Regions from separate parts of the Homo sapiens genome. Here region 1 is linked to region 2. The links are chromatin contacts, found by Hi-C or POLR2A ChIA-PET in ENCODE. All regions are on one chromosome and are shown on one strand. Each heading gives the region's core, a stretch centred on a gene start or an enhancer-like site at or near the end of the contact. The rest is flanking DNA. Distances are from core to core; before and after follow the strand shown.

Region 1 (6,097 bases), core at 2,164-4,663, 310 kb after region 2:
GACCAACATGGTGAAACCCCATCCCTACTAAAAATACAAAAATTAGCCAAGCGTGGTGGCACATGCCTGTAATCCCAGCTACTCAGGAGGCTGAGGCAGGAGAATTGCTTGAACCCGGGAGGCAGAGGTTGCAGTGAGCCAAGATCACACCACTGCCCTCCAGCCTGGGCGACAGAGCGAGACTGTCTCAAAAAAAAAAAATATATAGAAAAAAGATTTTGAAGAGCTCTGGCTTTGTATTAACAATTTGCCTCCTTTTCATTATAGTGGGAGGTAAGAAATTAGGTAGGAACAATGTCTATGACAATAAAGAACATGAAGAAATGTTTCCTGAACACTACAATCTCTATATGCATTGACTAGACAATTAACAAATGTATATGTACCTCTTCAATACATGGCTATATTTCACGTAGGTCTATAAATTTTGTAAAACAGTTTTTAAAGATCGGTAGTTTACATAGAGAAGGGCCTTGCAAAAAAAAAAAAAAAAAAAAAAAAACTGCCTGTGACCCCATGCATCTTAGGAGTGGCTCTAGTCCCATATTTCTATTTTTAAATTTTCACTCTCTCTGCCTTATTACCTTTCCCTTATCCCATTGCAATACTTTTTCTAACTGGCTGGATGTTATCCTTTCTTCCCCTTATAATCTTCCTTAAACACATCTGCCTAATTGCTCTGGATGTTTTGGAGTTACTTCTATACTTTAAACTTCCACTGACTCTCCATTGTTCTCTGGTGAAGTACAGACCATTCATTCATCCTCTGCAATCTAACTACAAACCACCTTTCCTACTCCGTCTCTCAGTATGTAATGTTACCACACAGTAAGTCTGTAACGAAACTGAACCTCTGGCTGTTCTTCAACATGTCTTTCTCCTTCTCATCTTTACACATTTGCTTTTAATATTCCTGCCCCACTTCTGTCTCTCCCATTTCTCTCCATTACAATTATACCCAATCTTGAAGGCCTCAAATGCCTCCATTTTCCCAAGCCCTAAGTCAGATGTCTCCTTCTTTTCATCTACATGCTTATTTAGCTGTATCTCTTTTGCAGTTTTTTTTTTTTTTTGCCTCTTTACAAGCTGACTTAAGTGACATGAAGATGAAGGGACTTGGCCAGGGTTAGGGTTCAAATTAGTCAAATAATTGTTCATATTGGCAGAAACATATTTTTATTGCTTCCAACCATTGGCACTTAGATGATTAGTTTTATTAAAGAGAATCACAGACATTAAAGAGAACACAGACAAGACTGTGCTCTTAGTGGAAGCTGATAACAGAAATAAGCTTATGGTTTGCAAGATGAAAAGCCCAAATGCTACATTGAATAAAAACTAAGAACAAAAAAGGTCTAAAGCAAGAAGGTCTAGAAATCTTGTTAAACGCCATGCATTCACAAAGACATTTTTTCTTTTGAAAAAGAATAGAGTCAGAGGAAAGCAAGATTTCTATTTATTGCCTTTGTTGTCTTTAAAGAGCAGACCTTGCCAAAACTACAGCAGTCATGCAGATCTTGGCATCTGCAATCTCTAACAGGTTTCAGATTTCCAAAACTGACTTGAAAATCACATGTCAGCAAACTAAAGGGGCAAGGGGAAATGCTGATAGGAAACAAGTGAGTTTTATGTGCTCTTGAAATTCTATGAAAAAAATATGCTAAATGCTAATCAGAAAGCCTGCAATCTTTCATTTTCTCTTTATGACAATGATTAAGCTCATAATGTCTTTCAGAGACTTGAGCAAAGAAAACAAGCTGGAAAATCAGTGCAGTAAATGGCAAACATGCCACGGATGTGGATTAGACTGGGAACTAGAGTCAGTGAGAACATGGTATTTGAGTAACACTGTCCCTGGATTGGCAAATCTGTCTGAGATCTGTTATATTTTGAGTCTCAAAGACACTGAAACACAGATGTGGCCATAAAGGCCATATGATTAGAACAGGAAGTCTGCAGATGAAAGTTCAGATACTTCTGATTTAATCTAGGTCTAGCCCACCCCATCACAGATGAGGAAAAGATGTCTCCAGAATAGTAAAGTGACTTGCTCAAGTTAACAGCTTAGCTGGAAACAGGCCCACAATTAGCATCTAGGTCTGTTGACTCCTAGTGCTGTCTGCTCCTTCATATTGCCTCTCCCTTTAAATTCCTTTTCACTCGCTTAATGAGTATTGTTAGAGCCTAAAAGCCTGTGTATGTGTTGTGGTTATATTGCTGTCAGGAAAGGACAATTAGAAAATAGATCAAAGTTGTATTTATACTTCAACTGTGAAGAAACGCAACTTGATGGTTTAAGGACGGCCTTATGCCAACAATCAATCAGGTAAGTCTGTGATGGTGCTCTTGGGGGCTGGTGTGCTCCATGGGTCATCACACTGAGCCCTACTGAACCGCTGCTTTAACAACAGAAATTTAAATAGAGGACATTTTTATGTTTTGCAGACTTATTATGTGTGTATTTGCATATAAATATATATAATTTGCACATAATCTATAATTACAAAAACTTTTTTTTTTTTTTTGTAAAGGTCAGGACCTGATATTTTCTGAAATTGGTAGTGGTTAGGAGGTGCCTAGAAACAAAAGACTATCATCACTTAGCCAAATTGCTTTGGGGCATGGACCAAGGGGGCGTGGAAACCAGCAGGGAAATATAGATCAGATTGGGATCAAGTGAAACATTTGAGTTTTCCAGGTAAACATATCACAGGGCCTTGAAAATAAATTTTAAGAAGATAATTTTACATTGTATTTATTTGTCTGAAATGCTTTGGAACTGATCTCTAACAGGAATGCTTTCAGACCTACACAAACATATCACTTGCAAAATTTAGACTCTTATAAAACACAAAAGGTGTTTATGAAGTTGAATATAAACTGCAGAGTTATCAAAAACTATCCCCCAAGGCACGTTAGTTTTTAACTGTAAATCAGAATTCAAGGGAAGGTGTAAAACAGGGAATGCAGAGATGTTTCTTCCTTGCTCACAATGCCCCTGGAGTCCAACATCAGATCCATGCTGCAGCAAACTCTCCATCAGAAGGGCCAGCCAAGGAGGAGGGTGCTTTACTATATGAATAGACCAGACTGTCTCAAAGAGATTAGCCCATGCCAGTAACAGTTCTTAGACTAAATCGCTCTATTTCAGAAGTTCTTTCTAAAACCCTTATTTCTGAATCAAAAACATGCCCTTTTATTAATTTGTATCCGTGTTCTCCTGAAATAGGAACAATTGACAAAAACCATGGTCAAGGATTGCCATGTAACACTGACTTCAATCAAGCATAGGTTCGGGAGGGTGTGTTTCATATGAATTTCTTTTCATTAGGTCATATAGCTAACATTAGATGCTAGAAAAGTCTGCAGCTCCCATAGAGGAGGGAGATGTGAAAATCTGGTGCTGGCAATGATGGCAACTTGCCATTCTGACAGAATTGCACAATCAGCTTCCAGGACACGTTTCACCAGTTTATTTTAGGAACCAGTGAGCTACACTAGAGGGCAGACTAACCTAGACCTTTTTATTCCCTTCCAATGAGAGTCTAATCCATTGTGTCTGACATGAAGCATTACAGAAATAGAATCCTACAAGTGAATAAAACTGTGACACTGTTTCATTATCGTTGATGAGGATTGTGCCTCAGATGGTTTCTCCTTATTTAACTTTGTACTGAGGGCATTTAATATCTTAAATACTTAATTTAGAGAAGGTTTAAGGAAAACAAAACAAAAAGCCTGTGAAAATAGTGGAGGGTGTACGATTATTACAGCTATGTTATTGCAAAGACAAGCATCACTGTGAGAGTGTGATAATGACCAGGAACACACAGAAACCTTCTCCAGAGGAACATGAAATCTATAAGACATTGTCACAGTGAGATAAATTAGATCCATAATGGCAATTTTTGCTTAGTATGGTGCTTTGTAATTTCTCATTTTTAAAACTATGAAATCTCATTTTCTTTTCTTTTGTGTGACTGTGAAGCAGTCTAAGGGTCAAGAGGACAAGCTGTGTGGAAATGGGTTATCCTGGAAATAAATTCAGCATTGCTCTAGCTGGGATTGTCCTATACCACCTTGGAATCTTTAGTCCTTTTAGTGATTTTAGGATGTGGTGGAGGAGAGGGGTATGGAATTTTCAGGATTGTCATTGGGCATAGATGTTGTCATGAAACTGGTTGATTGACACAACTGCCCACTAGTCATTCTTTTAAATTATCCAACTCACGGGTGTAAGAAATAAATATTTTTCATAGCTAGTGTATTAATCAAGATTCTTCAGCGATAAAACCAATAGTATATTTATTTATTTATTCATTCATTTTAAAGAATTGGCTGATGTGATTATGGAGACTGAGAAGTCCCAAGATAGTAGTAGTCAGCAAGCTGGAGACCCAGAGAGTCAATGGTATAATTCCAGTCTGAGTTCAGAGGCCTGAGAACCAGGAGAACTGGTGGTGCAAGTTCCAGTCTGAATTAGTTTAAACGCAATAGAAGATCCGTATCCTAGTTCAAAGACAGTTAGGCAGAGAGAGCATGCAAATTCTCCCTTACTCAAAGGATTGGGTGAGGCCCACCCATATTGGGTAGGGCAATCTACTTTACTCAGTCTACCAATTCAAATGTTAGTTTCATACAGAAGCATCCCACAGACACAACCAGAACAGTGTTTGACCAATTATCTGGGCACGTAATGGCCTAGTCAAGTTGACACATTAAATTAGCCATCACAGTTAATATCTTGTTTGTGTTTACTTTGTGCTTACAGATTATAAATCACTTTCATAAACATTATCTCTTTGTCCTCACTACAAGCTAGGTAGGGCAAATTTTCATTAACGTTATCACAAGGGGTTATTATGCATAAGTAATTATTAAGACACTGAATGGTCTTCATGTCTTTTATGAAAATGAAGCATAGAAAGATTTTGCAACTTGAGTAACAAGCAATTTGTATTACTTCTTTCAACTCTTAGTCCTAGGCTCTTTTGACTACATTTTACATTTATTTCAAAGTCTAAGCAACGATAGCTACAGCAACTGCCAAATCTCCAAAAGATGAATATTCTGACATACAATGTAAAAATTTCCCTTGCCAAATTTGTCCTGTGTTAAAATATACATAGTGCACCTGTAGTAGGCTTGGCACATTAAAATAAATGCAACTTGAAGTCAGTGGTGGCAGGGGTTAAAGTGGGCAAGAAATAAATGGAATAAGTATGTCAGTATAATTAATAATCACAGAACTCCAGAATGCTCCCTGCTCAAAGACTTCTTCCCCGTTAATGATTCAGATTTGTCAGCCCCGTTAATGATTCAGATTTGTCAGAGATTTCCTTTTGTTTGTTACTTTTTCCAGACAGCATTGCCTCGCCCCCAAATAAAACAACCTGAGACATATAGCACATTAAGGTTATTGGATGTTTTCATTTGGTGACCAGGGACATCAGGGCACTTTAGCCACTCTGATAGCAGAGTGATAAAAAGGGACAAAGAGCCCAGAAAGGAGAAAGGGAAGGAAAGCTGACTTGGACAGATTTATTTACGCTCTTGATATTATGACTATAGACTAGCCATCAAGACAATAATGTTAACTCACTAATTCATGTAAATTATTTCTTCATCCTGTGAGAGTTCACTGGAGTCACATCTTACTTAGGGACAAGATCTAAATTTACCATGTAAGGCAAAAATCACATACAACCAAAATCACCCTTGAAAACCTTAAATCACCATTGAACTAAAGTGTACAGGGCTCTATAACTGTGTTTAACAATTATATAATGTATAGCATGTAATAAAGACGCATATGCAAGATTTTTTTTTTTTTTTTGAGATGGAGTCTCCCTTTGTTGCCCAGGCTGGAGTACAGTGGTGCGATCTTGGCTCACTGCAACCTCCGCCTCCTGGGTTCAAGCGATTCTCCTGCCTCAGCCTTTTGAGTAGCTGGGATTACAGATGCGCGCCACCACACCCGGCTAATTTTTGTATTTTTAGTAGAGATGGGGTTTCACCATGTTGACCAGGCTGGCCTTGAACTCCTGACCTCTAGTGATCCATCCGCCTCAGCCTCCCAAAGTGCGGGGATTACAGG
Region 2 (5,805 bases), core at 1,399-3,898:
ATAAAACTAAGTTTTCCCGTGGAACAAAAATTACTCATTACATGTAACTACCAAATTTTTAGAAGAAAATGGGCTTTGCCCAGATCATGTGGAACATGCCAGCCCTTTGTTTTGTATGGAATTTCTGGTGGAATAAGTGAAAATATCTTTCCCCTTTTGAAATATCTGGATAATTGCTAAAATTCCCCTCTTTTTTCTTTAGTGAACATGAAGTCAAAACCTGGATTTTGAAATAGAGATATATATTTCACTTACAGATATAAAAATGCCCAATTTCTGTTTTTAATCACCTCATAATTCTTATTTTTCCTATAGGACATCTTTGCTTTTATAACAAATTTAAAGAAATGAACAGTACATAAACATTGACCAACTCACAATTTTTTATAAGCTTAACGTCCTCTTATTAATGTCAAGGTGATATCAATTATGTTGTCAGGAATTATCAAATGCCTGTGTAGCATAATAGCATCTAAATATTAGTGCACATATTAAATTAATTATGTATTGTATTAATATTCATACATTTGGTTAACATATCATGCATACTCTTGACTTCAGGCTTTGTGCCTATAAATTCATGCAGATTCCCATAGCTCTGTTGTTATATATTTTTTTAATAACTTCTTGCTGGAGCTGATTTCACAATCTCAGCATTTTTGGGGGCTTAGGAACACTAAAAATTTGATATTAGAAGTGTGAGAAAATAGACAAACCATTTAAATTAGTTTTATGGTATCTAAGACTTCAAATGCTGTGAGACAAAGCAAGCATGCAGTGTCTGTTATTAATGCTATAGAGCATTTGTCATCCTTAAAACAGACATCTGGAAGAAGTGCTGTTAAATTAATTTATTTACTCATTTATTTGTCATGTATTTAACAAATGCACCTTGAGCACCTACTATGTGCCAGATACTCTGGTAGGTGCTGAGACACGTTGGTGAGGAAATTCAAATGCAGGTCTTGCCTCAGGGTCTGGTGGGATAATCACTCACTCTTATTGAACATCACATCTCCAATTGCCTTGGAATTCTGACATTCCATGAATCTATGAGCCATTCAGTTGTATTACAGCATCGTAATCCTGGTTTACAACTTGTCAATTAGGCAGTTTGCCTACATATTTTCCTGCCTTCGGATGCCAACTGAGCTCTAAGGTTATCTCCCGCTTCTTAAAGGCTCTCCCTCTGGTTTTCTGATTTGATTTATTTATCTGTGACTTCTAAGACACTGGAGTAGGCCATGCACTGATGCCAGTATTGAGTGCCAGGAATTATGGTAAACTGCTTCTGGAGATGTTTAGGGTATGTTTCAGGAGGTCGGTGACTTTCGTTGCACCTAAGAATCTTGTCTTTCATTAGTGGATAAGATAGTAAACATAACCAACCGACATGGTAGTTAGGGTCATGCTGACTGCAAGTTTGCCTCACCTTTTGTAAGTAAGCACAGAGCCATGGATGAGTTATGCTGAGGAACTGGGTTGCAGGAACTTCTATTTACCCACAAGATAGTTTAAAACATTCAAACTGAAGTTACAATCCCCATGCTCTCTTCCTCAACGAACAGACATTCTTCTAGTGGAGACGCCAACCTGATTCCATCCAAAGCCAGTCTCATTCCTAGAATAGCTAACAACCACAGCTAAATATTTCCCAAGTAAACCCAGCTAAGAATAGTTCCTTATTTCGAGAGCTCTGACACAAGAAACTCAACACCCTGTTGGAGTCAGATAAGCTGAACTTTTTTCAAGAGCTTTGTCAAAGTGAGACTGAGGAGGATGGAGCCTGAGAAAAATCCAGACTGAGCCTTGTTAGACTTTCCACATCACCTATAAGGTGGTATCGAGTGAGGCTGCATTAGACTCAAAGTGCCTTTAGGCATGACTAGATGCTGAACTGACTGTCAGTGCCTTGGGCACCAAAAAGATTGACATTAACTCTGACCAACACTCACATTAAACATTCATTCTTAATATTTTGCAGTTCTTAAATGTTAGTACTGTCTGACATCTCTCCCACTTGTTCTACTAAAAGTTGCTGGAAAGCCGAAGCTCTGTTTTGCTTCTTTAAGCCAGAAAGACATGTTTATTTCTTAAGAGGTTCAATTTATGAGGGCTTATTATTAGTCCCAAAATATATTACTGGTTTGCCATTGATATGGTACTGGATCTCCTTTTCTTTCTTTTTTCTTTTTTTTTGAGACAGCGTCTTGCTCTGTTGCCCAGGCTGGAGTGCAGTGGCAGGATCTCGGCTCACTGGAACCTCCGTCTCCCGCATTCAAGTGATTCTCCTGCCTCAGCCTCTCAAGTAGCTGGGATTATAGGCATGATCCACCATGCCCAGCTGATTTTTGTATTTTTAGTAGAGACGAGGTTTCCCTGTGTTGGCCAGGCTGGTCTTAAACTCCTGACCTCAGGTGATCCGTCCGTCTCAGCCCCCTAAATTGCTGGGATTACAGGCGTGAGCCACCGCACCCGGCCTAGAACCCCTTTCTTAAGGACCCTGAGTGGGCAAGTATAAAAATCATCCCATTCTTATTAATGAGAAATAGAAGCTTAGATGAGTACTGACTCATGGTTCATATTTAGCAAATGACAGATCTGGGACAAGACCCCAGGTCTTTGGATTTCCTTTTGTCATGTTCCCATGACTCATGCCATGCCCACGTGCCTAAATGTCCAAGGCCTGCTCACCCCAGCTATTCTTATTCGTGTGTCTGTTTTAGATTGGCAAGGAAAAAAAGCTTTCTAACTTTTCTAGGAATGGGTCTCAACCCACAGCATAATATTTGAGGCAAATATCCTAATTTTCCCCAGTACCAAAAAAGATCATTTTTATATTTCTTATACAAGTCTCCATATCCATAAGCATGTCACAGTATTCTTTGACTAAGGCACTGACTCTATTGTTTCAGCATGGCTGCATTTGTTTAACATAAATGGTTTGCATTTAGACTGCCTTGCGCTTTCTTCTCCGGCCTAAAGTATTTCTTCCAAGCTAGAATGCTTTTTCTTCTTTGGCATCCATTAAAAATCATTGGCAACATGGCCACGTTCCAGAAACACTTCTGTAATGCCAACCACAGGAATTGATGTCTAAAAATAAGAATTGAAAAATAGGTTTAAGTTAATGCCCAGAAAGAAATATTGCCATGTGTCTTTACTGAAATTTGGTAAAATCCATACTAGAGAAAAGTGTGAAATACATGAAACCCTTATTGCTGCTTCCTGTAAAAACCTTGGCAGAGTAGTTAGTGAGAGCTCATCCTTTTTCATCTGTCTCTCTCCTATTAGCCACTTTTCATTCTTGACTTAAGGTTGTGTAAGTTCAGGAGAGATTCTTACTCTGTCTGGAACCCATAGCTGAGCAGGCTTCCTGGGAAGAAGCTGGGCTCCTCACTAACTAATGATGTCCCAGCTCTTGAAGTTTCTGTTTTCATTTGGCCATCATTTGTTGCTTCCTTTATGGAAATGATTAAACTCAGCAAATGATGAAACATGAAATCAAATAGTGTGGGCAGTTTAAAACTGGTTTGAAATACAGTGTGGAAACTAAAAAAAAAAATTAATATTAACTATCTGGGATCTACCTACTCCTTCCATCTAAAATTCCATTTCAGTTCATTCCATGAGAATAATTATACCCTGAAATAAACCATTCTTATTTGTCTTTTATAAGTCTTTACTCAGCTTTCCCCTATATTTTTCATCTTACTTCTGATTTTCAAACACACAGTCCAGTGATAAAGCCCTATACGCAGTCCAATCACTTATAACTCATGAAATGCATCATATGTTGCCAGTCCTTTATTTCTTCCTCTTTCCCTCCCTCCCTTCCTTTCCTTTTTCCTTTCCTTTGTGCACACAAACTATAAGAAATTCATAGGGCAGGCTGCTAGGAATTAGCAATAATTACAATGACTTTTTCTAGAAGATGTAAAAATAAAAATCAGGCTGGACCCAAAGATGAGACAATAGACACATTTAATTTGTAATAATGACTGACTTTTCTTTCTTATTGCATTTTCAAAGCTTTTTATGTGGTTGGAGAAGTGTCATGGACAGTCAGTCCAGAGAATAATAGGACAATTTCAAAGCTATTCTTCCTCCTCAATAGTCTATAAACCTCACGGCACTGAATTTCACAACCTAGCCCAGATTTACATTTAGATGAACAGATTCAGTAACTCCTCCGGGTTTGGGATGTGTCAGCCTTATTGGTACTTACTAAAAGGAACTTTAGTTTCTTTACTTTCTAATGTCATGACTGTGTTGTCTACTGTGGATTACTGTTGATTTATACAAACATAAAACTTATTTTGCTACAGTATAATTTTGCTCTGAGTCTTTTGGACTCATATTTTTGGTAGACCTTCTCTTGTGTGCACAAATTATGATGTCACAAAGTTATGGATTTTAAATGTTGATGGTAGCTCTTAGGATGTATTGGTATTCTTTCTTTCTTTTTTTTTTTTTGAGACAGAGTCTCACTCTGTCACTCAGGCTGGAGTGCAGTGATGTGATCTCAGCTCACTGCAACTTCCACCTCCTGGGCTCAAACTATTCTCCCACCTCAGTCTCCTGAGTAACTGGGACTACAGGCATGCGTCACCACACCTGGCTAATTTTTGTATTTTTAGTAGAGACAGGGTTTTGCCATGTTGGCTAGGCTGGTCTTGAACTCCTGGGCTCAAGTGATCCATCTACGTTGGCTTCCCAAAGTGCTGAGATTACAGGGGTGAGCCACTGTGCCTGGCCTTTTTTCAATAAGACAGTCTTAGCTTTTGTCCTAGGCGGAGACTAGACAAATCAGCTTTCAAAATGTTGAGTTTCTCTCACCAATGACATCATGCTAGGACCCATTGGATCAAAAGGAGGATTAACAAGTCTATATGGTTCATAGCCTCTTATTTTATTTTTAAAATATTTTTTACCCTATTAGACACTTATTATTTCATTTTTCAAAATGGACAAAGGCTTATATAATCTTGCCAATATGCTAAAAATAATTGTCTTTAAGATAATGAGCCAGGCATGGTGCCTCATGCCTGTAATACCAGCACTTTGGGAGGTTGAGTTGGGAGGATTGCTTGAGCATAGGAGTTAGAGACCAGCCTGGGCATCATAGTGAGACCCCATTTCTACAAATAATTTTTTAAAAAAATTAGTCAGGTCTGGTGGTGCATGCCTGGAGTCCCATATACTTGAGAGGCTGAGGTGAGAGGATTGCTCGAGCCTGGGAGGTCGAGGCTGCAGTGAGCCATGATCGTACCACTGCATTCTAGCCTGAGTGACAGAGTGAGACCCTGTCTCAAAAAAAAAAAAAAAAATCCTCCTGTATATTCTGCAAGTTTGCTCAATTCCCATGAGCTTTTCCCGTTCTTGATCATGTCATGAAAAAGATGATTTTTGCGAATCTTTCTATCTCCATGAAAATCTGTATATGTCTGCCATATGGTTTCTTATAAGCCCAGGCAAACCTCTGTAGAGCCAAGCCCTGCAAGCCTGTCTGGTTCACATGCCTCGATATGACCTTGCAGGCTCTGTTCCTTCCTTTGCTGTTGTCAGCACTTTCCCAGGGGCTGGGGAAGGTTTTGAAGCCTCTGAATGTGAAATCCTTGAAGATAATTCCAGGGTAGGAGATTATGTTGCCAAACATTTCCCAGCAGATGCAGAGCTGGGTGGTGTCCTGCAGATTTCCAAGGTGTTGTTATCGGGGCTTTCTTGAGGAGCAGCAAATCCAACTGTGGCAAAGACAAGGCACAGTTGTTTTTCCAGGGAAATCTGTCCAGCTTCCTGTGGCAT

The links. A loop is a pair of places that touch in the nucleus more often than their neighbours do. ChIA-PET counts read pairs that join two places held with the same protein, here RNA polymerase II (POLR2A). Pooled maps may share reads with other maps.
Region 1: a pooled map shows a loop between it and region 2 (2.4-fold over the local background). The contact joins two enhancer-like sites. A Hi-C loop is called at or near these places in 3 of 168 maps with a recorded cell type or tissue (dorsolateral prefrontal cortex, gastrocnemius medialis and heart left ventricle), 1 of 37 single-sample maps with no recorded cell type and 3 of 50 pooled maps. POLR2A ChIA-PET finds 5 or more read pairs at or near these places in 1 of 52 experiments (AG04449).

The regions. Positions count from the first base shown.
Region 1 is chr5:82,638,063-82,644,159 of GRCh38, forward strand. No RefSeq gene overlaps it. Among named protein-coding and RNA genes, the nearest start is that of MIR3977, 200 kb to the right of the region's middle. Within about 2 kb of position 3,414, at least 5 of the 41 ENCODE cell types and tissues checked have a DNase peak (open chromatin) inside an H3K27ac peak, as active enhancers do.
Region 2 is chr5:82,333,368-82,339,172 of GRCh38, forward strand. No RefSeq gene overlaps it. Among named protein-coding and RNA genes, the nearest start is that of RPS23, 58 kb to the left of the region's middle. Within about 2 kb of position 2,649, at least 4 of the 41 ENCODE cell types and tissues checked have a DNase peak (open chromatin) inside an H3K27ac peak, as active enhancers do.